Regions from separate parts of the Homo sapiens genome. Here region 2 is linked to region 1. Evidence: read pairs that join two places in POLR2A ChIA-PET (ENCODE). Cell type or tissue: HepG2. All regions are shown on one strand. Each heading gives the region's core, and the rest is flanking DNA. Links, peaks and the distances in the headings are about the cores only.

Region 1 (7,794 bases), core at 3,737-7,736:
GTTTAAGCAAGTTGTGGAAGGTTGATTGTAAAGGAAATTCTGTGTGTAAACATATTGGCTAAAGTTAAAGGGGTATCATCCAGTTTCTTCTGTAAATTGAGCATTAAAATAAAAGCACAATGGGTTTCTCTTAGAGCACTAACCTGCTCTTTAACAAAAATTGTAAAGGGTTCGAAAAAGTCTATACAAATCTTACCTTATGGTCAAACATTAAAATTGGGTAAACCATGTGTATAAGGTTTTATTAAGACTTAGGTTTAAGGCCAGGTGCAGTGGCTCACACCTATGATCCCAGCACTTTGGGAATGTCAAGGTGGGTGGATCGCTTGAGGTCAGGAGTTCAAGACCAGCCTGGCCAACATGATGAAATCCCATCTCTACTAAGAATACACACAAAAAAATTAGCTGGGTGTGGTGGCGTATGCCTGTAATTCCAATTACTTGGGAGGCTGAGGCAGGAGAATCACTTGAATCCAGGATTCAGAGATTGCAGTGAGCCGAGATCATGCCACTGTACTCCAGCCTGGGTGACGGAGTGAGACTCTGTCTCAAAAAAGAAAATAAATAAATAAATAAATAATTGGGTTTAACATTAATAGTACACTAATATAAAGGTGAAATTTGGCTTATTTGGTACCAAAAATCATACAGGAAGCATTGCCAAATATAAAATGGGGTTTGACTTTCTTTGGGCTATATTTGTATAAATATGTTATTGGTATGTATTCCAAAGTTATGAGAGACTGCTATAATTCTGATATATCTTAGTGTACATTATCAATAATAATTAGAATTGTTATTTATTTATTTATTTAGATGGAGTCTCGCTCTGTCACCCAGGCTGGAGTGCAGTGGCGTGATCTTGGCTTACTGCAACCTCTGCCTCCCAGGTTCAAGTGATTCTTCTGCCTGAGTCTCTCAAGTAGCTAGGACTACAGGCATGCGCCACCATGCTCAGCTAATTTTTGTATTTTTAGTAGAGACGGGGTTTCACCATATTGGCCAGGTTGGTTTTGAACTCCTGACCTCGTGATCCACCCACCTTGGCCTCCCAAAGTGCTGGGATTACAGGCATGAGCCACTGTGCCCAGCCATTGTTATGTTAAATTGTTGTGTGCTACAGAGGTAACAGATTTCCTTGTCAATTGTGTCTTTAACTATGGCTACCCTAAAACTGTTTGTCATCCATAAACAATTGTTTTCTTGTTTTGGTCCTCTTTAGAAGGTGGTTTTATAATCAGTTATAAAGCTCTAACAGGTGCTCTTGAATGCAGGTTTCTGATAACTTTGTAGATTGTGACATCACAATGGAGGAAAAACATTTAGGGCTCTTGAAGAGTTAAAATATTCATTAATATGAAGCAGGACAGGAATTAACTGCATGTACTGAACTAAAAGGAGATTGAAGTGATCTTTTTCACTTTTTGCTTAAAATGTTGCTAGTCCTTTGTTTTGCTTTGCAGAGTCAAGGAAACTTTTCTTTTGAGCTATTAATAGCTTTTAACAATTAAGTAAAGTATACTCCTATGAATAAAATTTGGAGCATGTTTGTTTCTCTCTACCTGATTTCTCCAGAATTTGGAAACTATTTGCAATATTAGTTATTTGCATAGTACAATAAGAATCTGTTTTCTTTTGTAACAGGACATAATTGGAAAAAGTGGTTATTTTCCCAAGGCTTTGACTGGAATGGTGTACTCTTTTTTAAGGAATCGAACTTGACTTATGAAGCCAATAAAGCCCTTGAAAACTGGCATCATATTTTGTGTACACAGTCCCTGTCCAGGGTTTCTGATCTGTGGTAGGTAAAGAATGTCATTTTCTGACAGGCCAGGAACCCCAAGTTATCTTGGAACCTCAAGAGAAGAGGAATTCACCCAACTCATAGGTATTTATTGGTACAAATCCATGGCTGGGCTCGGCTTTAAAAGGACTTATCTCAGATTCCTTCTATGGAACGAAGTTCCATCAAAGCCAATTTAAAAGGCCTATGTGAAACTAATTATTCTTGCTGTACTGTATACAAATAATTAAACCAAGTATAATAAAGCAAACCAGTCCTACTATGATCTGTCTTTTAATAAAAATGGGAAACTGGAGAGAGAAAAATTATGTTTCAAAAACTATGGCTGGGCTCAGTGGCTCACACCTGTAATCCCAGCACTTTGGGAGGCCAAGGTGGGCAGATCGCCTGAGGTCAGGAGTTCGAGACCAGCCTGGCCAACACGGTGAAACCCAGTCTCTACTAAAAATACAAAAATGAGCCGAACACAGTAACACGTGCCTGTAGTCCCAGCTACTCAGGAGGCTGAGGTTGGAGATTCGCTTGAACCCAGGAGGCGGAGGTTGCAGTGAGCCAAGATCACGCCACTGCACTCCAGCCTGGGCAACGGACCAAGACTCTGTCTCAAAAAAAAAAAAAAAAAAGTACATCTGTTGTTAAATTCTAGTCTTGCCTGATGTTTTTCAGTTTTTATTATTTTCTGCAGTTTGGATTAAATTCTAACTTTTCTGGCTACAGGTCTCCAAAATAATGTTTTCAATTTTTTCCTCTTTCTTTTCCATTTTCCCCCATTCTTCCTAATTGGTAATCACTGAAACCTAAGCTCTGCTTTCTTAAAGCCCTGCAAACTGAAGACTAGACAACTTAAACTTCAGAAGAAAAGAGCAGTAGCCTATTTATATGTACTGTTACATACTATTATGTTTCAGCAGGTGCTGCCTCCAAGGCCCCGAAACAGAGAGTGCTACTGCGAACAAATCAACCTCTTCCACTCCACTGCTGCTTTTGGTGCCCCATAACGACGACCCCCTCTCAGCAGGAAGTAGCCAGAAAGATTACGACTCCCCATCTCCCTGCGATTCTCATGATAAATAAATATCCATGCATGATAAAAATCGTGTAAATTGACAGTGGGGACTGTGACAAGCAGGTCTCACTAATGCAGACCTCCATAACAACTGTTTCAGTACTGACTGAGTGGTTAAGTTAAATGTTAAAAACCAGTGCCCTTATACAAAGGCTGGAATGTAACAAAAGCCCACCAAGAGTTTTGCCTAGGCCTTTCCTGAACCTCAAAGCATGATTAAACAAGTTTTGCTGGGGGTCTGAAGAAACTCCCCAAACCTCCGTTATTTAGCAGGAGATAAGAGAAGGGTAATCACCCCAGCACTTGGACCCATTTAGATTAAGTAAACTTACTGAGGCTCCAGAAGAAGGTCTTCAAGACTCAGACCTTAGTTATAGATTAAAAGAAGTTAATCACTTATGTCTTTAGATGAATGCACACCTACACATAGATGTAGAGCTTAGAAGGTATATATGCTCTGGAAATTGTAATTTTTAGTTGGCCTGGTGATAATTTCCAGGCCTTCTCCCTGTAACTGGTTACAGAAATAAAAACTCACTTCCTCCCCAGTTCATCTGCATCTCGTTATTGGGCCATGAGAAATAGCAGCCCCAACCCTCAGTTTGGTCTGGGAATAGTGGGAGGTATGAAAATACAGACCCCCAGGGGTATACAGCTCTCTGAGGCTCATCCTCACAGTTGGATGGGGTGCTCTGTGGGGGAAATGACCCACCCAGGCACTTGGTTACATGTCTGTCTTCCCCACAAGACTGGGAGTGCCTCACAGACAGGAGTGGGGTCTGCCCCCCTCATTTCTCTGGCCACTAGGACTGGTACTCGGGAGGTGCTCAATGGAGGTTACTTGAATAGAACTGACTTGGAAAGGAGTGTGTATGGGTGTGCATGTGTGCACACACACACACATCTGCCTCAGGGCAAGGTGTCATTGAGAAGCATTTGAGAGTGGCCGGCCCTGGGAGGACAGACAAAGGGCCAACCAAGGCTGGGGAAGGAAGGGATCCTAGAGAGTGTTTCAGGTGGAAAGGTTGTTGGGAGCAATGTTGGTACATGTCCAATAACCAAAGGGGGAACCTGTGTCCTCTTGCCCCAAGGGCAGGTGGGGCACTGAGGACCCAGAGGGTCTGATCAGATAGGTGTGCCTGTCCCAGGTGGGAAGGGGACCTACCTGCCCTCATCAATGAAGTCGATGGCCAGGGTGCTGATGATGAAGACACACAGGCCAGCGATGAACATGTGGTAGATGGTGCGGAAATGCTGCACCTCCATCAGCTCACTAGAGGGACAGGGGCCCGAAAGTCAGTGTGGGAGGGTCCTCAGGGTTGTGTGAACTAGCTCAGACACTGTACACATGAGGCATGGGGCCTAGCGATCCAGAACTTCCAGCTAAAGGCCTTTCTTCCACAACCATGCCTAGGGCAAATAGGGGACCTGCACCTTAGAAACCCTTTCCAAGTCCTCTCCACAAACCACCTAGAGGCTGGGGATGAGAAATGAGGTACCTTGACCCCTAGCCAAAGCCCTTTCTTTTCCTCCCATTACTTGTCATCACCCCGACTTACTCAAGCAGGGACTTGCGGATGATGAAAACTTTCTGTTTCCCCAGGGATGGCTCCTGGGTCCTGAATTGAGATGTTTGTTCAGGGTCAGGAAAAAGTAAATGGGCAGAGGGCAGGGCCATGCAGAAGGTCAATACTTGGGAGCCAAGGGGAGTGGTAGGGAAAGGTCAGGGCTAGGGCCAGAGGGCAGGACCGGGTAGAAGGTCAGGGCCAGGGCAGAGCGAGGCCCAGTAGATGGAGGTCAGTGTTAGGAAGACAAGGGGGGAAGAGGGAAGGCTGGAGTCACGGTCCTGATAAAGCTGGCAAGGGCACATAACGTGATGTTTCTAGCTCATGATCCTTGCTACAGAGGAGCCCGCGCAGCCATTCCCCAGACTCACCTGCTCAAGGAACCTGGGGGAGGTGGGGGCAGAGGTTTGTCTTGTGATGGGTAGGATTGTATAGCCTCCCGCATGGCCCGATCCAGCAGCTCCCTCAGTTGTCCCTGCGCTTGCTCCAGCAATTGTGCCTTCACAGCCTACGGGACAAAGCCAGGGTAGAGCCCACTGTCCCTCCAGTCAGCCATCCTTTCATTCACCAGACATTCACTGAATTTCTGTCTATGCCAGGCACAGTGCTTTTTTTAAAAAAAAAAACAACCTGGGGGGTCAGCAGGGATGGGGGTTCAGTGGTGGCAGGCCTGCGGGGGGAAGGGCAGGCATTGGTGGGGTGGTGATGGGTCTGCTGGTGGGGTAGGACCCCGCAGTGCTAAGTGCTGTGGTAAAAAGATGAACAAGCCATGATCCCTGCCCAGAGTTGATCTCCTTCTGGCTTCCTGGGGCAGCAGCGAGGATCAGGGAGTGACAGCAGGAGCAAGGCTTCCCCTCCCTGGGTCTGAATTCCAGCCTGGTCACCTCCGATTGTCACTCCTCACCCCTGGCCTCCAGCCGCACTAGCAGGAAGACTCTATCTACTGGCTGACTTTTGGTGACCTTTGGGACCTGTGCTTCAAACCCCTCCATCTCCATCCTTAATTCGAATCCGATCTTTGCACTCAGGAACAAGTCATCAGGCTGGGCACCGTGGCTCACACCTGTAATCCCAGCACTTTGGGAGGCCGAGGCGGGTAGATCACTTGAGGTCAGGAGTTCAAGACCAGCCTGGCCAATATGGTGAAACCCCGTCTCTACTAAAAATATAAAAAAAAAATTAGCCACACCTGGTGGCACTCATCTGTAGTTCAGCTACTCGCTTGAACCTGGGAGGCAGAGGTTGCAGTGAGCCGAGATTGTGCCAATGCACTCCAGCCTGAGCAACAGAGCGAGACTTTGTTTCAAAAAAAAAAAAAAAAAAAAGTCATCTTTATCACCAAGCCTCACTCCTGCTTCCTGCTACCAAGGATCTGTCCACTTGACCTCTGACCTCTGACATCCCTCACCTCCATGTGTCGGGTCCATTGTACCAAGTCCGGGGCTCTGTGCGTCTCAGTGTTTCCTGTGAGGAGGGATCAAAGGCACAGTCAACAGGAGGAATTGGGGTTCTGCAGACCCAGAGGCATCCTGTGGTCAGGAAATGCTTTGTGTGCTCAGCAGCTGCCCTCACCCCAACCAGCCAATATCTAGTATCATGGTTGGGGCTACTAGAAGGGGAAGTTGCTGTTGCCAGTGGTGAGGAGGCCATAGGCAAGCAGGGGGCCTGGTGACATTACTGGGAACAGGGCACTCAGGGAATGGGAAGCTACTCCATTCACTATCTGGGGCTAAACAGTCAGAAGGATAAGGCCAGGCCACAGCTCTGACATAGCTCTTTTCTGTTCCATCTTCCAGCTGGGTGGCTCTGGGCTGAGGCCAGGGTCTACCTTCCTTGGCCTCTCTGGACAGCAGGAAGGATTGGCATCAGGCAGTTGGAGCCTTCTCTCCATAGCGCATCTCTCCCCGCCTCCCCCCCACTTGCCTGTGCCTTCTGCACCCCCGAGGGCGGCTCACCATCTCCACAGGGTTGGCGCTCCCGCTCCCCTCCCAGCCCTTCTGTCCTCTGCAGACGCAGACGGGCCCCGCCTGGCTCCATGGTGCGGTCTCCAGCGGGCAGCAGGCAGCCCTTGCCCGTGTTGCCTCCTTCCTTCGCAGTGTGGCCTGCCCTGTAGAGCTCTTGTCCCACTCAGCTCAGGTGACAGCTCCAAAGACTAAAGTCCTTTCAGGAGGAGGGGGCCTCTGGGAGTGCGATAGGTTATCTGATCTGGAGGCAGAGCTTCTCAGATTCAGACCTCACTCTGCTGTCTGTCGCAGGGATCGCCACATCCCCCTAACACCCCAACCACCATCCAGATGCCCAGCTCCAAGGGTGCTATCCACCCCGCCACACACACACAGGAATAGTGGCTGGGTACATCTTGGGGAGGGGAACTTTGCCTCTCAGAAGCTTGTCACCTAGCATGGCTGGCCTTCCAGTCTCTCTCCCAGCAGGCTGAAGGTCAGGGAGGAGTCAGAAATGTCTTCATGTATCAGTGCGTTCAGCTCGCTTTCACCACAAGGTGTGTGATTGACACATGTGGTAATATTCTGATGGGGTTGGCACTGTGCTACTCACGGAACTGGGGCCCCTCCAGGAAAGGCTGAGTGTCAGGGCCCCTGAACTGACAGGGCCGCTTCCTGACACCTGCTTGGGTGAGCATGTAGGCAGAAAGGAGACTAAACAAACACGTATTCAGCACCTAGGGAATACCAGGTATTGTCACATATGGAAGAACCGGATGCAAACCTCCCTCTGTCATTTACCAGCTATATAATTTCAGGCAAGTGACCCCAAATTTTAAGCCAGTTTCCTCCTCTGAAAAATAGGGGTAAAAATCCCTATATCACAAGGTTATCGTAAGCTCAAAATGAGGTTGTCCAGGTAAAATCACATGGTTCAGGGCCATGGGATGAGCTCATATATTAGTAATAATTTCCTTCTTTTTTTAGTAGGAAGTAACAGAAGGGTATGTGCTTTGAGAGTTCCTCTTTGCTGGGTTCCTGCTGGGATTAACTATTAATCCTTCCCCTCCCTTTGTGTCCAAAGATCAGTGTTAGAAACAAGGTCACAACTTCAGATTAAGGCCATGATCTCAGTGTCTCCCCTTCCCACTCCCAACTCCTGGTGGGCAGCTCTGTGAGGCTTGATGGCTTGAAGCTTCTGCCTGGCTGTCACAGGAAGGACTAAAGGTATCCACAGGAAAGGAGAAATGCTGTGAGTGAGCTGTAGTGGGGTAAAGAGAGGGCCAGGGATTCCAGAATTGTGAGAGGCAGACACAGAGACACAAGCCAGCGACCCCAAGCACAGCTTTATTGACACCCCAGCCAACACCAACACTCTTTCCAACCAGCGGTGAGGGGCCCATGGGGCGGGGCCTG
Region 2 (7,794 bases), core at 1,251-5,250, 120 kb before region 1:
GGTCTGGCACTTCTCCCTGGGGCTGGCTCTTGGATCTTATTGCTGGGTCCCTGGCACCTTGGGGACATCCTTGTTGAGAAGTGAAGTCTTGCTCTACTTCCTGGGGCTGTCTCGGGGTCTGAAGGGGGGTGAGACAGGCATCTCAGAACTGTCTGGTGGTGGAGGGGAGGCTCAGGGAGCACGTGCTGCTGAGGCAAGCACAGGCCTGTGCTCATGGAAAGCAGAGGGGTGTGTGTACGTGTGTGTGCGTGCGTGTGTGTTCATGCATGTGCATGAAACCTCAGGTGTCTGTGTCCCTATGTATCTCTATGTTTGTGAATCTTAGTGTGTTCTAGATTTGCTTTCTATAGGGAACAGAGTGTGATGAAAGAGAAGGGAAGCCTTGCCGTCCTCCCACCCCTGAGCAGATAGCTGTGGTCCTGATGACCTAGCCCAATTTGTCCTCTGAACCTGGTGATGCTGCCCTGGCCATGGGGCCACTGTCCCTGGGGCAAGGAGCCCAGATTTCACCACACTAAGTCACCACACATGGAGAAACTGAGGACAGGTTGGCACAGAGAAAGTCTTGCTTAAAAGAAACTGAAAAAGAGAGACTCACAGACAAGACAAGGGACAGCTACCCAGGCCCAAAGGTGCAGACACAGAGAAGCCAGGCACTGGGAGAAGCAAGGAGAACAAGCAGGCGGGTAAGGGCAGTGAGGCCTCCTCCAGGAAAAAACCCCAGTCGACTGCCTCTTTTCCCCTCCCCTCCCCGGTCTCTCCTCCTCCGGCACAGGCTCCAGCTCCAGGCCGACACAAACGGGGCTTTGATTGCAACAGGAAACCTCTTGGGCGGGGGGGGGGCGGGGGGAGCCGGGCAAGCCGCCGCCGCCAGGGCCCAGGCTGCACCCCCCTCTCCTGGCCCCCTACCCGGTCCCAGCCCCCATCCTGCCCAACGCGCCTCACATCCCTGCTTTGGGCCCCACTCTCATTCACACCTCGCTATTCTTCTGCTCTTCTGCTGCCCCCTCCTCCAGAGACCCCCCTCCCATTGCCCTTCAGGTGGGACTCCTACCTCAGGACTTACCCTTCTGGCAGGGCCTGCTTTACTTTGAAATGCCCCCTTTTCAGCTTTTCGAGGGAAGGTTTTAGAAAAAAGGGAGAATTTAGCGTGAGGAATTCAGAGCCAGTTATCCTCAAGCCCCATCCAGAAGGTGGCAAGGAGGGAAAGGCAGGGTGCATGAGGAGTTAGCTGTCCCTGCCCTGCCTCGTCCTGGCCAAACTCATCCTTGCCAGGGTGGCAGGGACTCTAAGGGGTGACCCCGAAAGAATCTGAGTGCTAATGGCTTTGTTAGTTGGGAAGGGGTACTCTCCTCTTTGCCTCTAGGGCTATGCCTTTGTGGGGCTCTAGCTGGGAGGGGGGTATGCCCTGGTGGTGGGGATCATAGGGAAGGGGGTGAGTCAGGCAGCAGCCCCCCTTCATACTCCCACCAGGATGGTGGAGAACATCTGGTTCCCATGAAATGCTAGAAGGCTAATGGGTCTAATTGCTGCAATAAGGGCTGGGGAAACTTTGGGGAAAAGAGGGGGCACTAGATCCCCCACCCTCTTACCTTCTCCCCAAGGCTGTACTAAGTCTGTCTAGAATGGGGGGGTCAGGGTTGATGGGGAGGGCGGGCCTGACACCGTAATGCCTGGTCCTAAGGACCCCCTCCATGCAATGCCTGGGATGCACACACAGATGGGGTGATGAGTGGGGTGCATCTGGTGAAGAGAAACGGGGGCTATTGAGGACTCATGGCTTCCTGGAGCCCTCCCCCAACTCCTCCTGTGCCCTCCTCCCAACCCCCCTCCCTGTGGCCTGGCCACTTCTGGTTCTAATTACCAACCAGGCAGGCCTGACTTAATTGGGACCTTTCAGATTTCTGAGGGGGAAGGGGGGTACTGACAGCTTGAAGTTGACTAATCAAGGCTCTTTCCCTCTTGTTTTCGGGGTACTCCCTATTTTGCACTTAACTGTTTTTGTTGTTGTTTGCTGCTGGTCAGATTCTGATTCAGAAAGTTCTTTCTTTCTCTCTCTCTCTCTCTCTTTCTTTCTCCTCCTTTCTCTTTCTTCCTTTTTCTTTCTTCTTTCTTTCTCTTTCTTTTCTTTCTCTCTCTTTCTTTCTTTTTTTTGTGGGGTTCGGGTGACTGGATTCAGAAATGGGTATTTGGGGTTGGGGGAGGAGAAGGGAGTTTACACTGGGTTGGAAAGAGCAGTGCATTCCCTCTCCATCCCTGCTTCAAGCCCCCTAGTCAGCCTTGCCACCCCGAGGTTTCCTCGCCATCCACAAGTCAGGCCTTTTCCCAGCCCCGGCAGCCCCCCGCCCCTCCCCCGCGCCCGCCATCCCTCGCCTACTCTGGCACCCCTTCCTGCCCTTTATTCTTCCAACAGGCGCCCCACTCCTGCAGCACCCCAGTGCGCCCCCCACCCGGTACAACAGATTCTTAGAAAAGCGCGCCCCGCCCTGGCCCAGCCACAGCCGCCTGGCGGGGGAAGGGCCGGGCCGGGCGCCGCTCCCGCTCCGCGGCGCTGCCCGTGTGAGCGGCGCTGACAGAGCCGGCTGGGCAGGCAGGCCGGGCGGCCCGGCGGCTGAGGGCGGGGCGCGGGGGAGGGGGGGATTTCCGGGAGTCGCCGCTGCTGGCGCTGTCCGGGGCCAGGGTCCCCCCATTCGGCCCTGCCGGGCCAGGGCAAACTTCTGACGTGGCCAGCCCCCCGCCCACCTCACCCCCTTCTCCGCCGGGCGAGGGCGCTCAGTGCCGGAAGGGGCAACCCAGGGAACAGTGTTGCGGCCTTGGAGAGCTGAGGGGCACTAACCGAAGGGAGGGCAGTTATGCCTAGGCTAGAGGGTATTTAAAGACCCTGAGAACAGTCAGTGACCAGAAGCGCCCCTATTGCCGAGGGAGCCCTTGGCAGTGAGAAACTGGAGGAGGGGAGTTGGCCATCAGGGGCAGATTCATCGAGGCGCAGTTGGCACGGCAGGCACAGCTTATGGGGTAGTTTTGTGCTCTAAAAGTGAAGTTATGTTCGAAGAAGGAGCATCGAGAGAGACGGTCGAGGCGCTTAGGGGGCGTCAGTTGCGGGATAAGGCTTCGGGGACTCGGAGGGAGGCGGCCCGGGCCGCGGCGGAGGGCGGACTGCTCGGGCTAGGAGGGGTAGACTCTGGCTGCGCTGGAGGGGGCGGGGGGACTCCGCGGCAGCGCTGAAGACGGCCTGGGCGGGGTGGGGCGGGGCCGGGTCAGGAGGAGGTGAGCGCGCTCGGCCACCCGCCCCGAGGGGGGTTCCCAGAGAGTTCACGGCGGGAGCGCGCTCCGGCCCTAGGACCGCGGGTGGGGAGACGGGAAGGAAGGAGGAGGCAGCGCGCGCCGAGCCGCAGGAATGCACTTTTCGGCCCTGAAGCGGGCGCGCGGAGGGCGAGGGCGGAGCCAGGCCTGGGAATGAGAGGGGTGGAGGTAGTGCAGGTCCCGAGCCTCAGGAGAGCAGCTGCGCGCGGGGACCTCCACGTTCCCCTCTCCCCAGTCATCCTTAACACCCCTGTATTGACTAGTGTGAAAAAGGGAGAGTTTGGGGAGAGGGAAAACTCTGAAAGGAAATGCTTATGCTTGGTTCCTCCTCTCCTTCTTCCAACCCCGACCTGGGCACGCGCCTCAGTGCAAATGCATGCAAAGCCTATGAGCTGTGGAGAGTATGCCTGCAAGCATTCTCCCGAGCAAGGTGTGTTTGCACAAACGTGTGTGCACCTATGATTTTATATGCGTGCTCACATGTATGTTCACTCTTGCATATTTGCAAATTCTTGGTGCCTGATAAGATAAATGCATGCACGGATGTGTGTCTAAGCAAGCGCGCGCGCCGCGGAGCGAGTGTACGTATGTGTATGTGTGCGCTCCACTCTCAGCTTTGCTCATCTCGGTGCCCGGCCCCCTTCGCTCTCCAAGCCCCACCCCCCACCCCTCCAGGCTTCGCTTTTAAAAAAGGTCTCCCCAGTGCTAGCTGCCGAAGCACCCAGATAAGAGCTGGACGGAGGCTAAAGCGGCAGCCCCAGCTTCGCGCCCCGCCCAGTCCCTTTCCCCTGCTGGGGATCCCCCCTCTTCCCCGCCCACCCCTTACCCGCATGCAGCCCAGCGCCCTATGCTAGCCCTCCCCCTCCCCCCCTGCTGGAGCGGGGCGCCGCCGGGGGAGGAGGGGGAATCGGCTGCGGGTCCTTGGTGTTTCCAGCACCCAGTTTCCCTTCAAGCCGGGTCGCGATGTACGACTGTATGGAAACGTTTGCCCCGGGTCCGCGACGGCTGTACGGGGCGGCCGGGCCCGGGGCCGGCTTGCTGCGCAGAGCCACCGGCGGCTCCTGTTTCGCCGGACTTGAATCTTTTGCCTGGCCGCAACCCGCCAGCCTGCAATGTAGGTACCGGAGTCCGGGGCTGGGGTGTAGGGTGCAGGAGAGGGTGGGATTTACTCTTTCCGTGTGTAAAGAGTGGAACTGAGGTGCAAGGAGGAGCTTCTGGCCCTTTCTATGTAAGGTACTGGCCCTTTAAACGTGGGGGCCTCAGCGTCTCCTTTGCGTGTGTGCAGTAGTGTTTGGAGTGTGTGTGGTTTTTATGGTGGGTGTTTAGCTCGAACCTGTGGTTGATGCCACTCCAGAGTTCCTGGGGATAGGGAGAGACCGAGGTGTGTGGGTAGTTTGCGCCTTCACGTCCGTGGCCCTGGAAGGATATGACACTCAGGACCGTGGGTGGCGTTTGTAAAGCCCATGTGGGAAGCTGGCAGTGTTAAAAATATCGTTTGCAGAGCGTGTGAATCCCTGGAGTGTGCAGCGCCTTGCCTAGGTGGTGTGGGTGTGGGAGCAAGGGTCTCTCCACCAGTGTCGCCTGCGACAGCTGCCAGGTCCACATGGCCTGTGAGGGGATGTTTGTGGCGTGAGGCCGGGAGGGCGTGTGCCCCTGCGTGGCTGCGGGGGCGGTTTTGGAAAGTGCTGTGTTCGAGAGTGCATCCTGTGTGTTCTCATGCCGGGTGGAAAAGGTTGTGCACACAAGAGGGAGAAGGCTGAGTTTTGTACGCCACCCCCATATAAAAAAAGAAATGTTTGGAAACGTGTATGCGGTTATATGCAGAGATTACTTTTTCCTATGGCTCCAACACACAACAACTTCAGCAGGAAGCGAAAAGTTTAAAGCAAAGTCTGTGTGTGTGGTGGGGGGTGGCCTGAAGTTGACAGCGGCAGGGCGAGCACCATTACTGGGTCCCCAAATATCTATCTTCCCCCTCCGTGAAATGGGAGATGCCAGGCCTGGGGCCCTGGAACCCCTTTCCAGAGCAGTAATAAAAAGCTGGGGACTGAGAGGCAGTAAAAATGAAGTCCAGATGAGAGGCGGCTTTGAAGCTTGGGCCGCAGTGCCTGGCGGGGGTGGGGTGTGGGGAGGGGCCAGGAGCGCAGCCTGGAACACCCCCCAAATTTACCCTGGGCTGGGATGTGCTCGCTGCCTGGGTGCGGACGGCCCGGGGATGAGGGGCTTGGGGGCACGCTGGGAAGGGTGGGAAGGGGCGGGCAGCGGGCGGGGCGGCGGGCGCTGGGGGAGTGCGCACGCCAGGTCACCAAGCCCCCGCCAACGCGCCTCGCTCCTTGGCACCAAGCAGTGCTGTTTACAAGTTCGGATTTTTTTTTTTGGTTCCAGAGCAGAGCTGCTCAAATTTAACAACTGGGAAGCTGGAAGAGGGAGATGGCAAACCAGGAGACCGGACTTGACTTTACTTTTGGGTGGGGTGGGGGAAGAATTTAAAAGTGTGTCATTTAAAGAACCGAGAAAGCATGGAACTATTGCTTTGCACCAAATCCCTGTGAATTCTTAACTTTCCTCTCATTGCCCAATAGGATGGGGAGTTGGGGTATGTTATATGTTGTGGGGGTGCTGAGATGGAAAGAATCTTTCAGGAAGGGCTTCTGGGGGCTGGGCAGAGACCCTGTCTTTTTTCAGGCCTATGGAAGAAGCCCTTTGGGCTTGACTGGCCCTAGGTTTTTGAGTTTTAATTGGGACCAATAATTTTGGCCTCTGGGATCCTGGTGGACACACAAAGCCAGCTTCAGGCCTGCCCGCACACACTTTCAGAGGGAAGGGTGCTTGGGGGGTGGAGGTGGGCTGGATGTGTGTGTGTGTGTGCCTGTTTGGAGGCTTTGGTGTCCTGGTGCTGCGTTGGCAGGCTGGGGTGTTTGTCTGGTGGTAGGGCTGTTCCCTTGTGTGGCCAAGTGCTGGCTGTTGTGTGTCAGCCTTGTGACTGGTACATCTACCTCCACGGTGTAGCTGGAGTGAGTGTGTCTCTATTCTGGCTGTGTGTCTGTGCCAGAATCCAGTGAGGGTTCTAGGATCCCATTGTAATATGCCTGCTTTGGTGCCTTATGTGTTGTTAACCTGTGAGTGTGTGTGTCTCCAAGGAGGTGTGTGCTAGATTGTGAGTCCAGGCTGCTCAGCTCTGAGCCTCGCAGCTGGGAGCGTTTACAGCCGGTTATAAAGAGTTTGTTTGAAGCTCCGCGCAGCCTGGTCAGGAATTTCCTCAATTTCAGCAATTTGGGCTTTAAAAGGAGAAAACCCCAGAGCCCACCCCCATCCTCCCCAGCAGGGGCCCCTGCCTAACCCAGGAGCTGCATCCCAATGGTGGGGTCTAAGCCCGAGTCTGGGGAGGGGATCTGATTGGAGTAGACCCAGTTAGCTTTCTGGGGCCTTGACCTCACAGATTGACCTCGGAGCCACTAGGCTGCACTTTAGGGTTCAGGGGGTGGGGATGTGACAGTATCACTTAGACAGGAAAAGTTGCCCCCGGGCCTGTCTCCCTAAGGCCCCCAGTCTTATAATTGGCTGGCACTGCCCCATGCCAGTCTGACCGCACCCAGGCCCTTGCGCAAGAGAGGAAATGAGGCAGCGCTCTGCGGGCAGGGAGGGCGTCAGTGCCAGAGTGAGCACCACCCCACGCACAGGCCTTGGGCAGAACACGTGCCCTTGGAGGACACAGTGGTGGGTCTGAGGAGTGAGGAGAGGTTGGGAAAGGCGTTCCAGCCCTCCTCACATCTCTCAGCACCAGCCCCTCCTGGAGCCCCCATCCCTAGTCTTGAATAGACTCCAGGCACCCTTCTTTCCCCCCTCTCCTCTCTCCTTTTTCTTTGGGTAATCTCACTCTGGCAGGATTCTTATGCTAATTGATTGTATGTGTGTTGGGGGTGGGTAGGGCTTCCCTCCTGTGGGGTGGGTGGAGCTAGCGTGGAACCCTGGCATCCTGGGCATTCCTTCCGCCCTTCTGGCTGCGTTGGGGCGGGCTTCTGACCAGGTGGGCTGCAGAGGGTTAGAAGGGAGAAGGTGTTCATGAGGTGGGTGCGTGGGACACACCTTAGGGAGGGTCTTAGGAATTTTTTTGCATTAACTTGGGCCCTCCAGGTTTGGGCAACAGGTCCTACAGGTTGAATAATTTACAAATTTTCCGAGCCTCTGAAGACCAACCACACGCGCGCGCGCGCGCGCGCGCACACACACACACACACACACTTACCCAGCAGCCTTTTGAACAGAGCAGAGCATGTCCTCCCCATACTGTGGGGCTGAGACCCCTTTTGAGCTGCAATTGGGTATTTTCAGAGTGAAGACATAAGCTCAGAGAGGGTCCAGAAACAGGTTCCCTCCCCCATCAGTCCTGTTTACCTACTGTCACCTGACTTCTCCAGTTTGCTACACCTCCAACGGCTTCCAGACCTGAGAAACTGAGCAAACACCTCAGCCTCTGCTTCCCCAGCTTCT

The links. ChIA-PET counts read pairs that join two places held together with the same protein. Peaks named below come from ENCODE experiments on the same cell type or tissue, not always from the same donor. Only the 100,000 strongest peaks of a DNase experiment are listed, where the experiment ranks them.
Region 2: POLR2A ChIA-PET joins it to region 1 with 9 read pairs; 6 of 35 experiments call an interaction of 5 or more read pairs at or near these places.

What each region holds. Positions count from the first base shown.
Region 1 is chr12:53,102,256-53,110,049 of GRCh38, reverse strand. IGFBP6 (insulin like growth factor binding protein 6) reads right to left here. Exons shown (of 4, transcript NM_002178.3): 4 at 7,710-7,794. SOAT2 (sterol O-acyltransferase 2) reads right to left here and starts at 6,564. Exons shown (of 15, transcript NM_003578.4): 1 at 6,391-6,564; 2 at 5,844-5,899; 3 at 4,807-4,943; 4 at 4,430-4,489; 5 at 4,036-4,143. The coding sequence starts at 6,472. It overlaps LOC124902936 (a long non-coding RNA gene), which reads left to right. Exons shown (of 3, transcript XR_007063315.1): 3 at 2,716-3,418. RefSeq lists an enhancer at 6,454-6,982. In HepG2, for the core only: no CTCF peak of the experiment used is centred there; DNase peaks (open chromatin) are centred at 5,899, 6,589, 6,969 and 7,449; H3K4me3 peaks cover 2,642 bases.
Region 2 is chr12:53,216,573-53,224,366 of GRCh38, reverse strand. All of the region lies in intron 3 of RARG (retinoic acid receptor gamma), which reads left to right. Among named protein-coding and RNA genes, the nearest start is that of RARG, 12 kb to the left of the region's middle. RefSeq lists silencers at 2,434-2,783, 3,344-3,393, 3,964-4,303, 4,428-4,722 and an enhancer at 7,487-7,794. In HepG2, for the core only: a CTCF peak has its summit at 2,761; DNase peaks (open chromatin) are centred at 2,726, 3,316 and 3,756; H3K4me3 peaks cover 2,983 bases; H3K27me3 peaks cover 805 bases.